Linked DNA regions of Homo sapiens: region 1 is linked to region 2. A link is an interaction called in ENCODE POLR2A ChIA-PET data of the cell type or tissue named here. Cell type or tissue: OCI-LY7. All regions are shown on one strand. Each heading gives the region's core, and the rest is flanking DNA. Links, peaks and the distances in the headings are about the cores only.

What was found. Peaks named below come from ENCODE experiments on the same cell type or tissue, not always from the same donor. Only the 100,000 strongest peaks of a DNase experiment are listed, where the experiment ranks them.
Region 1: POLR2A ChIA-PET joins it to region 2 with 6 read pairs; 9 of 35 experiments call an interaction of 5 or more read pairs at or near these places.

What each region holds. Positions count from the first base shown.
Region 1 is chr2:170,998,799-171,002,798 of GRCh38, reverse strand. The region is part of intron 18 of TLK1 (tousled like kinase 1); the gene reads left to right. Among named protein-coding and RNA genes, the nearest start is that of GORASP2, 72 kb to the right of the region's middle. In OCI-LY7, for the core only: no CTCF peak of the experiment used is centred there; no DNase peak of the experiment used is centred there.
Region 2 is chr2:171,148,902-171,157,509 of GRCh38, reverse strand. All of the region lies in intron 1 of TLK1 (tousled like kinase 1), which reads left to right. Among named protein-coding and RNA genes, the nearest start is that of TLK1, 7.7 kb to the left of the region's middle. In OCI-LY7, for the core only: no CTCF peak of the experiment used is centred there; a DNase peak (open chromatin) is centred at 2,999; H3K4me3 peaks cover 2,086 bases; H3K27ac peaks cover 712 bases.

The sequences.
Region 1 (4,000 bases), core at 1-4,000, 150 kb after region 2:
CCAAATGTGGTGGCACACACCTGTAATCCCAGCTACACAGGAGGCTGAGACAAGAGGATCATCGCTTGAGCCTGGGATGTGGAGATTGCAGTAAGCCCAGATTGCACCACAGCACTTCAGCCTGGGTAACAGAGTGAGAACATGTCTCAAAAGAAAAGGACAAAGAAAATGCAGCTTTCTGGGCGCATGATACCCACAGACTGTAATGTGATTTTAGAAAAAGCAGGCCAGGCGCGGTGGCTCACACCTATAATCCCAGCACTTTGGGAGGCCGAGGCAGGTGGATCACGAGGTCAGGAGATTGAGACCATCCTGGCTAACACGGTGAAACCCCGTCTCTACTAAAAATACAAAAAATTAGCCGGGCATGGTGGCAGGCGCCTGTAGTCCCAGCTGCTCGTAGTCCTAGCTACTCGGGAGGCTGAGGCAGGAGAATGGCATGAACCCGGGAGGCGGAGCTTGCAGTGAGCTGAGATTGTGCCATGGCACTCCAGCCTGGGTGACAGAGCCAGACTCTGTCTCAAAAGTAAAAAAAAAGAAAAAGATGATATGACCATTTTAAAGCAAAAGGAAGGTGAAGGATCTAAAGCTGGAGAATTTCATGCCAGTAAAGGATGGTTTAATAATTTTAGAAAAAGGGTTGGCTTTTAAAATGTCAAGATAACAGGAGAAGCAGCTCCCGCCAACCAAGAGTTCCCAGATGCTATTAAGAAAATAATTGAGGCCAGGCGCGGTGGCTCATGCCTGTAATCTCAGCACTTTGTGAGGCCCAGGCGGGCGGATCATGAGGTCAAGAGATCGAGACCATCCTGGCCAACGGTGAAACCCCGTCTCTATCAAAAATACAAAAATTAGCTGGGTGTGGTGGTGCATGCCTGTATTCTCAGCTACTATGGAGGCTGAGGCAGGAGAATTGCTTGAACCCAGTAGGCAGAGGTTGCAGTGAGCGAGATCACACCACTGCACTCCAGCCTGGGCAACAGCAAGATTCGGTCTCATTCATTCATGAATGAATGAATGAATGAAAAAGAAAAAATAATTGAGGAGAAAGGATAGCTGCCTGAACAGATAATTTAATGCAGACAGAAGTGCCCTCTTCTGGAAAATAAAAATGCCACGGAGGACATTTATTTGTAAGGAAGAGAAGTGAGCACCAGGATTTGATGTAGGAAGGGACAGGGTAACTCTACTGTTTTATGCAAATGCAATTGGGTTTATGATCAGGACTGCCCTTAGCTATAAAGCTGCTAACTCTGGAGCCTCAAACAGAGAAGATAAATACCAGCTGCCAGTCTTTTGCCTATACAACAAGGAGGCCTGGACAATTGGAACCCTTTTTTTGGATTGGTTCCATCAGTGCTTTATCCCTGAAGTCAGGAAGTACCTTGCCAATAAGGGATCACCTTTTAAGGTTCTTTTGATACTGGACAATGCCCCTGGCCACCTAGGAGCCCATGAGTCCCCAAACACAACAATATCTAATTCAGCCTCTAGATCAAGAGGTCTTAAGGAACTTTAAGGCTCGTTACACATGATACTCTATGGAAAGGATTGTCAGTGCTGTTAAAGAGGACACCAGTAGACAGAACATCATGAAAGTCTGGAAGGATTACACCACTGAAGATGTCATCATTGTTTTAGAAAAAGCCATGAAAGCCATCAAGCCTGAAAGAGTACATTGCTGCAAGAGAAAACCGTGTCCAGTTGTTGCATATGACTTTGCAGGATTTATGACAGAGGCAGTCAAGGAAATCATGAAAGAGACTGTGGATATGGCAAAGAAGGTGGGGTGAAGGGTTTCAAGATATGGATCTTGGAGAAATTCAAGAGCTAAAAGACACCCCTCCAGAGGAATTAAGGTGACTTGATGGAGATGAGTGCTTCCAAACTGGTGCCAGATGAGAAAGTAGTAGTAGAAGAGGCACTGCCAGAAAACAGGTTGACATTAGACAGCCTGGCAGAAGGGTTTCTATTAGTCAAGACATTGCTTTTGACTTTTATGACATGGACCCTTCTATAATACAGGCACTGAAACTAAAGCAAGTGGTGGAAGAAGGATTGATACTATATGAAAAAGCAAAACAAATTATGTCTGTAAAGTTGCACTGAGTGTGTCTGCCTCCCCTTTCATCTCTTCCCCCGTCACCCCTGAGACAGCAAAACTAACCCCTCCTCAGTCTACTCAACCTAAAGATGACAAGGATGAAAACTTTTGTCATAATCCACTTTCACTTAATGAATAGTGATTTTCTCTTACGATTTTTCTTAATAGCAGTTTTTTTCTTCTAGCTTACTATAAGAATTTAGTATATAATACAGCATATAAAATATGTATTAATTAACTGTTCATGTTATCAGTAAGTCAACTTCCAGTCAACAGTGGGCTATTAGCAGTTAACTTTTTTTTTTTTTTTTTTTTTTTGACAGAGTTTCGCTCTGTCACCCAGGCTGCAGTGCAATGGCACAGTCTTGGTTCACTGCAACCTCTGCCTCCCAGGTTCAAGCGATTTCTCCTGCCTCAGCCTCCCAAGTAGTTGGGATTACAGGTGCCCGCCACCATGCCTGGCTAATTTTTTTGTATTTTTAGTAGAGACAGGGTTTCACCATGTTGGCCAGGCTGGTCTCAAACTGCCGACCTCCTGTTCTACCCGTCTCGGCCTCCCAAAGTGCTGGGATTACAGGCATGAGCCACCACGCTCAGCCTAGTAATTAACTTTTTAACTTTTTAGGGAGAGTCAAAAGTTAGACATGTGGCCAGGTATGGGGGCTCACTCATGCCTCTGATCCCAGCAGGAAGACCACTTGAGCCCAGGAATTGAAGACCAACCTGGGCAACATAGCAAGACCCTGTCTGTATAAATTTTTTAAAAAAATTAGCCAGGCATGGTGGTGTGTGCCTGTGGTCCCAGCTAATTGGGAGGCTAAAGTGGGAGAATCGCTTGAGGCTTGGAGATCGAGGCTGCAGTGAGCCGTGATCGCACCACTGCACTCAGCCTGGGCAACACAGTGAGACCCGGTCTCAAAAAAAAATAAAAATAAAAATCATACATGGATTCTCAACTGCATGGGTCAGTGCCTCCAACCCCTATATTGTTCAAGGGTCAACTGTATTTGATATATTTGGATAGCACTATAAATACTCGTATATTTTAGAATACACATATAATATTGCTCTTATAAATTACCTTTCATCCTCAGAAACTTAAAATATTTAGTTTTGTCTCTCTGGTCTCAAATTCACTAAATCCTGGTGGACATCTTTTCCCAAGTTACTTTGACGTCAATTTCTGTGGTTGCTCTCCTTGCATACATACACCTTGTGCCTGGAGAGAGTATAGCTTAATCTTTACAAGCTATTCCTGTTTCAGTTACACACATAGACACCTGCGTAAAATACACACTTTTATTGACAAAATAAATCCAGCTTTTTACTGCATTACAAATGAGTTATTGGTTATCTTTGCTGGTTTTACTTCACGGAAGTTTCATGTGTATTTTAAGAGATCTGTCAACATCTTGCTGAAATCTTAATGATTTTAGCATAGTGAATACAAAACTGCATTTTTTAAAAAAAATAGTAAATTCCCATTGAGCAGCATTATTTGTTTTGATAATTTTAAGTTTATCTAAATTTTTGAGGTGTGAGATGCTTGCATCCTTGTGATGGATCTTTTACTTATAACTGGAGATGACAAATTGATTTTTACCCTTCATCTATTAAAAATTATGAACTGGCTTAGTGTGGTGGCTCATGCCTGTAATCCTAGCACTTTGCGAGGCCAAGGTGGGAGGATCACGTAAGGCCAGTAGTTCGAGACCAGCTTGGTCAACAGCACAAGACTATCACTACAAAGAAGAAAGTATTAGCTGGGTGTGCTGGTGCACGTCTGTAGTCCCATCTATTTGGGAGGCTAAGGTGCGAGGGTCACATGAGCCCAGGAGTGTGAGGCTGCAGTGAGCTATGATCGTACCACTGTACTCCAGCCTGGGTGACAGAGTT
Region 2 (8,608 bases), core at 545-4,544:
TCCCTCGGGTCCCAAAGCTTTTCGCTTGTCAGTCTTGTGGTTCTGTTAGAGGAGTTCAGCGATGTAGCTCTAGATTTTCTGTTGAATCTTTTAAACCTATAATCTCCATCCCATTTTGTCTTCTATAATCCTGTGATTAAGGGAGTGACGAGTTAAAAAGGTTTTCAAGTAAAGGCCAGTTTTGCTTTGTTGAAGTCTAGGAACCTAGTGTCATATTGGCTAGATAAGTAGTTGGGTTTTTTTGCATATCAGTACATGGGTACTTTTGAATGGGTTATTGCTGAGAATCAGATGATTGATTATATAGAACACTTGCATTTTCTTTCCTGCTCCAACCTGCCAATTATAAATAATTTGCTTTACTTTTTTGTAAATAGTGAAAGCTTGGTCAAAAAGATTGTATGGGCCAGGAGTGGTGGCTCAAGCCTGTAATCCCAGCACTTTGGGAGGCCTAGGCAGGTGGATTGCTTGAGCTCAGGAGTTCAAGACCAGCCTGGACAACATGGTGAAACCCTGTCTCTACAAAAAATAGAAAAATTAGCTGGGCATGGTTCAGGAGGCTGAGTTGGGAGGATTGCTTGAGCCTGGGAGGTGGAGGCTGCGGTAAGCCTAGATAGCGTCATTGCATTCCAGCCTGGGTGACAGAGTGAGATACTTTCTCAAAAAAAAGATGGCATGATAGTTCGATTAAACTGTAAACTTCCTCTGTTTCCATATTTAAAGACTGCATTCCTTAGAAGAATTAAAGTAATTGACTTCAGATGATTTAGTAATGAGATGTTAAAAACGAAGGTGTACCAGATGGCCCTGTAGGCCTTTAATTTTTTGAAATCACTAGCTGGAGGAGGACAGGGTTATGTGTTTAAGGATTCTAGCTCATGAATAGATATGTGACAGATGTCTCCTTTACAATGGCACATTTACATATTAGAGGAGAGAGATAAAAGAGAGAAACCAGAACGGAGGTTTGAAAATCTTATGAGAAATAGACTATGCTTTAGCCTTTTGGCCTCAGGGCCTCTTTACTCTCTTAACAATTATTGAGGACCCCAAGAGATTTAGGTTTATGTAGATTATATCTACTAATATTTGCTCTTTTAGAAATTAAATGACAATTTCAAATATATTTATTAATTTAAACTGTGTTGTAAATAGAATTTTTTATGAAGAATAAATATGTCCTAAAACCAAAGAAACTAGACCAGTGGCATTGTTTTATATTTTTGCAAATCACCTTGATTTCTGGCTTACTTGGAGAAGACAGCTGGATTTTTTGTCTGCCTTCAGTCTGTTATGATGTTTTGGTTGAGATATGTGAAGAGAATCCAGCTTCATGTAGATATATGGTTGGAAAAGGAAAGAGTGAGTATTCTTCTTTGGTATTACATCAAAATTCAACAAGTGGCAGTTTTTTGTTTTTTGTTTTTTAAGTTACTGACAATGTGAAAGCATATTGTATTCCAAAAATGTCTCTAGGACCTACAGGAAGTCTATGGAAGATACATTTAAAGAAGAGACTAACGGTTGGGAGACGTGATAGCTGTCTCCAGGTATTTAAGAAACTTGGATTTCAGTAAATAGGATTTAAAAACCTGTTAATTTTAATAAATAGGAGGGAGAATAGATCCATTCTCCTGCTTTAGAAGGCAGACCAACGGGTGAAAATTAGGAAGACATTGAGGTCAGTCTAATTTTTTACCAGAATGTAAGAACTGTATGACAACTAGACTTGGAACAGTGGAACAGTGGAGCAACAATGGAACTCGCAACAGCTAACAACAATGGAAAGAAGTAGTTAGTTTTGAGAATTTAAAGTGGACTACAGGGACATATTTTTTGGGGAGGTGGAGATAAATTCTGTAGATTCTTACGATGAGTGCTATTGGATTAGTGACTTAAGGCTTCATCCAATTTAAAAATGTAAACATTCTGTGATTTTTTAAAAATCCCTAAATATAGTTAAACTATACTTATATATATTCATTAACGTTTTTGAATGTTCTTGCAAGTCAGTAGTATGAAACTACTGTTGTTGTTGACTTTATTACTATTTTGCATTTTTATTGTGCTTTTCCTCTGAGGATTTTTCTGTCTTTTCTTGTGTCAGCAAGATCAGTCTTCATGAAATCTTGCTAAATTCCCTGTGAAATATAATAAGCTTAAGACATTTTAGAGAACCAAATGCTGTTTATGATACAGTTTAGTAGAGTTGTAATATATTTCAGCACAGAATTTTAGAATACTATGGGGGCTGATTTTCAATTTTGTAAGAGAAATTATGAGCATAGTTTATATAGTCTTTTATTTGTAATTGTTTACGTGATTTCAGAAGTAATATGCTTAAGTTATTCTAATGTTTTTAAAGCTAGAGAGTCTGAAAAGAGGGAAGAAGAAAGAAAAGTGTTTAAATTGATCTCTTTTGAATTTAAAATGCATATTAAGTATAACTAGAACATAAAATGAAGAATTTAAATTCTCATCTTATTCCTAGAATTATACCTATAATATGTATCATTACTTATAACAATTCATATTTTAATTTTGCATGGCACATAATCTCTTCTGTGAGTTGGATTTTTAGGTGGTGGGAATTTAAGCATAAATTCTCATAACTTTCTTGGGGTCAATTTAATATTAATAAGTGTAGTAAGTAATAATACCCAGCTTGAGACCTCATGTACTTGTTGCATTTGGATTTAAAGCTCATTTCCTATAGAAGAGCTGTAGAAATCAGTCATGTAGTTTCATAAACTCCTTCATGCTTGTTAATAATTTTCAAGAATCTTAAAATAAATTACAGGAATATTGTTATGAAGTAGTAGAAGCAGTATGGTATAGGGGAGAAAGTGATTGTAGTTGGGATCTGAGGATAGTCTTTACTTTGCTATTAACTAGCTGTGTGACCTTGGGCAAGTTGCTTATCTCTGCTTCAGTTCCATAAACTAAGAATTACAGAGCTGAACCGGATCTTGGAAGCAATCTAGTACAAACCTCTCATTTTACAGATGAGGAAGCAGATAATTTGCACAGGCTTTCACTGTAAGACAGTTGGGCCCAAAATTCAGTTTTCTGACTCTCAGGTTGGTTTTTTTTTTCCATTATACTTTACAGCCTCTTTTCATCTGTAAAATGAGAGCATTGGATTAGAGGCTCTCAAAGGTCTCTTCCAGCTCAAAAATATTGTCATTCCTGTGACATTAGTCGTAATATAATTTATTAGGGGAAAGTTTGTAGCTTTTATTTATTGGTGAAAGAAATGTTTCTTGAAGAGGCAGTATAACCTTTGCAAGGTTATATTTTGTTTTTTTAAGAGAATATCATCAGGCGAGGTGCTATGTCTCAGGCCTGTAATCCCAGCTTTGGGAGACCAAGGCAAGAGGATTGCTTGAGTCCAGGAGTTTGAGACTAGCCTGATCCTGTCTCAAAAAAAAAAAAAAGTTAGCTGGGTATGGTGGCATATGTCGGTAGTCCTAGCTACTGGGGAGGCTGAGGTGGGAGGATCCCACCTTGATCCCAGCAGTTCAAGACTGCAGTTGATGCAGTGAGCTATGATCATGCCACTGCACTCCAGCCTGGGCAACACAGTGACACCCTGTCTCAAAAAAGAAAAAAGAAAACATCTTCATTAATACCAAAGGGTATTTAAGTTTATGAGCATGGTAAGTAGTGTGATAGGTAGTCTTGTTTTTTGTAAAACACTTATTAATATATTAATAATATAAATTGCGTAAATAACAGTGTGATACCCGGAAGTGAAGTAAGTAGGTGATTGTTCCTCAGAAAATATTGCTGGAGTTTATTTTATCTGGGACCCCTGTGTCTGCCCCTAGTTAAGTGCCTGTGTTGTTTAGTGTCTCACAGGATTGTCTGTTTCCATAGCATCTGCATCATGCTACTTTTATTATAGTTTTATTTATATTGTCTACTAGACAGAAAGGTCTTGAATTCAGAGACTATATTTTGTTCATTTTCGTATTTTCAGTGCACAGGAGGACATCCTCTACAGAGTTGGCACTCAACTAAAAGTTTTGTCAAAGGACTGTTTCACATACATCATCTCTCTATATATCATGGTATGCACATATTTCAGACCCAGGAAGATGCTTATTTTAGTAATTCTTAAGTGAACTATATTTTAGAGGGTGATATGGATAACAGTAACAGTAATAGCTAAAGTTTATTGTGTTCGCACATGTTAATTCTTATATCTCATAACTCTGAGTTACATACAGTTGTTATTCCCATCTTCAGATGAGAAAACTGAAGCACAGAGAAGTAAAGTGACTTACCAGTGTGACCTAGAGTAGTACATGATGGGGATTTGAACCAAGTTGGTGTATTTTAATCACTAGGATATATTGCCTAAAATATGAAAATTTGGTTTTTAGTATTTTAGTAGTTTTTCCTAAGCAGATTTTAACTTACTAATCAGACTTCCAGGCTTATTCATTTTACTTCTAAACTTTTGTTAACTTTTTTTTGCATGAGTTTTTATACACGTGTGAAGATAAGATTTAAAAAAATACAAAAACCCCAACCAAACAACCCAATTTAGAAAGCTGTACCAGCTGTGCAAATCCTACACTTCATTTTTTTAAGATAAGTTTTGTCCATTCATGGAAAATGTTAGAGATACATCAATGAAAAATTTTATTTCCATGTTAGATAATCTAATTTGTAATTCCATTTATCTTGATATTTTGGCCTCATAAACCCACTGGAGCCATAACAAGTAAATACTAGAATTTGAACAAAAAACTTCCCACTGTCAGTATCGGAGCAGTCTATTTATTGTGGAGGCTTTATAACCTGATGGACAAGGCTTTAAACTAAATTATAATGCTTTAGTGGCAGATCTTTGACTCTGTTAATAGTATTCAGTATGGGCAAGGGGAAGAGGATGTGCAGTCTAGCTAATCTGTAAAAAAGTATTTTAAAAAAATACTTAGTTTTAATTCTTTTATTGCTAACAACAACAACAACAACAACAATAACAAAACCTTTGGTAGCATGTATTATATAGCAAACCTAATTGAGAGGCAGGATTTGAATGGATTGATAGGAATTTATCAGTCATGGAGTGGAAAGATATGCAGAGCAGAGCAGATCCAGGTGGTAGGTTGTCAAACTTGAATTAAATTTTTCCAATGTGGCTTCATCATTAGGTCTGAAATTTAATGAATTTCAAGAAGGCAATTTAACCTGTATTTAAATAAAAGTGATTATATTCTACATAGATTCATTAGCCAAATATAAGTATTTTGGGGGGATGACTTAAAATATTTTTTCCTCTTCATCTATGTGGATTGTTAAGAATTGGTTATACTCATAAATTTGTGCTTTTCCTTGAAAACTAATTAGCTGGAGTAAATAAACTACTAGGTTTAAATTCTTGCTGTTAATATGATAAGTTGTGTGACTTCATGATTCCCCACTGGACACTTAGGTAAGTGCTTCCTATCTGAGGATGAATGTAGTTCCTCTGGTGAAGGTCAGAGGGGTTTGTGTGAGGCTAATCATACTCATCCTGTCTCCTAAGACCAGAGACATGTTTTACTTTTTTCCTTTTTTGATACTGTATATTTGCCTCATAAAAAATATAAAATTTCCCTTTTCCTTGCCGATTTCTTTTAAACATCTGTGTAAATATGTAGTTTAGTTCAACTTTGTATACTACTCTGTTACTTATTTCATTTACTTAAAGATACTTATTTCATTTACTTAAAGATACACATGGCTGGGCGCGGTGGCTCACGCCTGTAATCCCAGCACTTTGGGAGGCTGAGGCGGGCGGATCACGAGGTCAGGAGATCGAGACCATCCTGGCTAACACGGTGAAACCCTGTCTCTACTAAAAATACAAAAAAATTAGCTGGGCGTGGTGGTGGGCGCCTGTAGTCCCAGCTACTCGGGAGGCTGAGGCGGGAGAATGGTGTGAACCTGGGAGGCAGAGCTTGCAGTGAGCTGAGATGGCGCCACTGCACTCCAGCCTGGGCGACAGAGCAAGACTCCGTCTCAAAAAAAAAAAAAAAAAAAAAAGATACACATATTTATTAATGCTGGACACTATTCCCGGCATTTGTAAATAGTAATTCATTTGCTTCTCCTAACAATCACATGAAGTCCTGTTATTATCCCGACTTTATAGATGAGGAAATTGAGGCATAGAGAAGTTAAGTAATGTATCCAAGGGCCAGGCACAGTGGCTCATGCCTGTAATCCCGGCATTTAGGGAGGCTGAGGTGGGCAGATGGCTTGAGCGCAGGAGTTCGAGACCAGCCTGGACAACATGGTGAAACCCTGTCTCTACAAAAATATACAAAAATTAGCCGGGCATTGTGGTGCACGCCTGTAGTTGCAGCTAGTTGGGAGGCTGAGGTGGATCGCCTGAGCCCAGGAGGTTGAGGCTGCAGTGAGCCGTGATTACGCCACTACACTCCAGCCAGGGCAACAGAGTGAGGCCTTGTCTAAAAAAAAAAAAGGAATGTACCCAGGCACACATAGAGAATATTTAGCAGAGCCAGGATTCAGACTGGGCTGAGTACATGCTCTTAACAGTTACACTATTCTGTCAATGTTATTTCCTTGAATGGATGCACTATAATTGGTTAACTACTCTTCTTTAGGTAGGATGTTAGTCATGAATCCTTTGGTTACACGTAATAACAACACGACTTTGTTAAGTTAAAAAATGAGTGTATTGGTTCACATACTGGGTATTGTATGTGGAGGGTGATGGAATGGCTTTGGAAACAGCTAGATCCAAGGTTGCAAGTAATGTCATTGGGTTTCTTTGTCTCCTTTCTGGGTTTTTCTAGCCTCTTGCTTCTGGAGCCCCAGACATATACCTTTAGCTTAGCAACCACACTTGAAAGACAGCTTCTCTTTCCTGATGTCCACATGTCAGTTGTGTTGTTGGTAATCAATTCTGATTGTCAGTTCCTTAACCAATCATTGGAACCTGGGAGATGAGCTACAGCAAGGGTAGCCACTGTGGTGGCTGTGGTTAGGGTGAGTTGGGGAACCCACAGAAAGCCAGGATTGACAGTCCCCTTGAGATGACATGAATTGGATGAGGTGTAGTTTTCCTGAGGAAGGGATGATAATGAGCAAAAAACAACTATAGCGAATCATTTAGGTTATGTCTTTTTAATTTTAACTTTATAACTGTCATAGATAATGATACAGTAACTGAGTAAAAGCCTCCTTTTTTTTAAATACTAGATTTTCAGTCATGGAATTACGAGAGCAGAGTATAAAACAATTTTAGGGCTTTCGGTAAATGTTGCCAGATTATTTTTTTGAAGGATACGTGTACTTAGCTCATATACCAACAGCAGGCATGAGGTGAGCATGTACTTTTGAACCAGGTAGGGTTCAACTCATCTTAGAAATACTGTACTGGGCTTAAATATTAACACATGCCTTGCACTTAATCACAGGGTTGCAGACTTGACACTGAGCAAATATCTAATGCAGTTTATCAAATGTTTCATTATATTTTATCTGGCTATTTTTTATTTTCATTTAAAAATTTTTATTATACAGTCTTTCGTTCGTTCGTTTGTTCTTTCTTTCTTTCTTTTTCTTTTTCCTTTTTCTTGAGACAAGGTCTCACTTTGTCACCCAGGCTGGAGCACAGTGACATGATCACGGCTCACTGCAGCCTCCAACTCCTGGGCTCAAGCATACTTCTTCATCTCAGCCTCCCAAGTAGCTGGGACTACAGGTGCACGCCACCATATCCTGCTGATTTTTTAACTTTTTGTGGAGACATGGTCTCCCTATGTTGCCCAGGCTGGTCTTGAACCCCTGGGCTCAACCAGTCCTCCTGCCTCTGCCTCCCAAAGTGTTGGGATTACAGGCTTGAGCCATTGTGCCCAGTCTATTGTATAGTTTTAAAAAACAAAACCAAAAGGCTAATAAATGGCACCCCTTTGCAAGCTCTTCCCCCTCCTTTCTTTTTCTTCCCAGTGTCTCCTACTTCTCTGACCTAGTTGACAGCATTATACTTTTGGATGTTGGTAGCATGTATAAAGTACATTATTACATAACAAGTTAATATAACATAATAGTTTCAAGGGTTTTGCCACTTAATTATACTAAGTTACTTAACCTCTCAATGCCTTATCTGTAGATTTTGTTTTTGATAGGGTGGGATAGTAATAGTAACTACAAGGTTTCACAAGGTTGTGAAATTGAATGAGAAATACATGGCACTTTAACAAGTCACTATGGATTATTTAATTTCTTTTCTTCTTCTTCTGCTGCTGCTTCTCCCTGCCCGCCCCTACCCTTTTTTTTAGAGACAGGGTCTTGCTCTGTTGTCCAGGCTAGAGAGAAATACAATTTATTTACTCCCAGTAAGGAAAATCTTAGAAATGTTAAAAAAAAAAAAAAAAAAAAAAAAGAAAAGTAATTCAAAGGATGAAAAATGACTATTTGCATAATATTTACCACAGTATTATATAGTGACAAGAAATGAGACCAACAACTAGATTAAGTTTTGGTATACATATCAACAAAATCAACTAAAGCAACGTGATATATATATATATCGCACATACACACACACGCACACGCACACACACACACACATATATATATA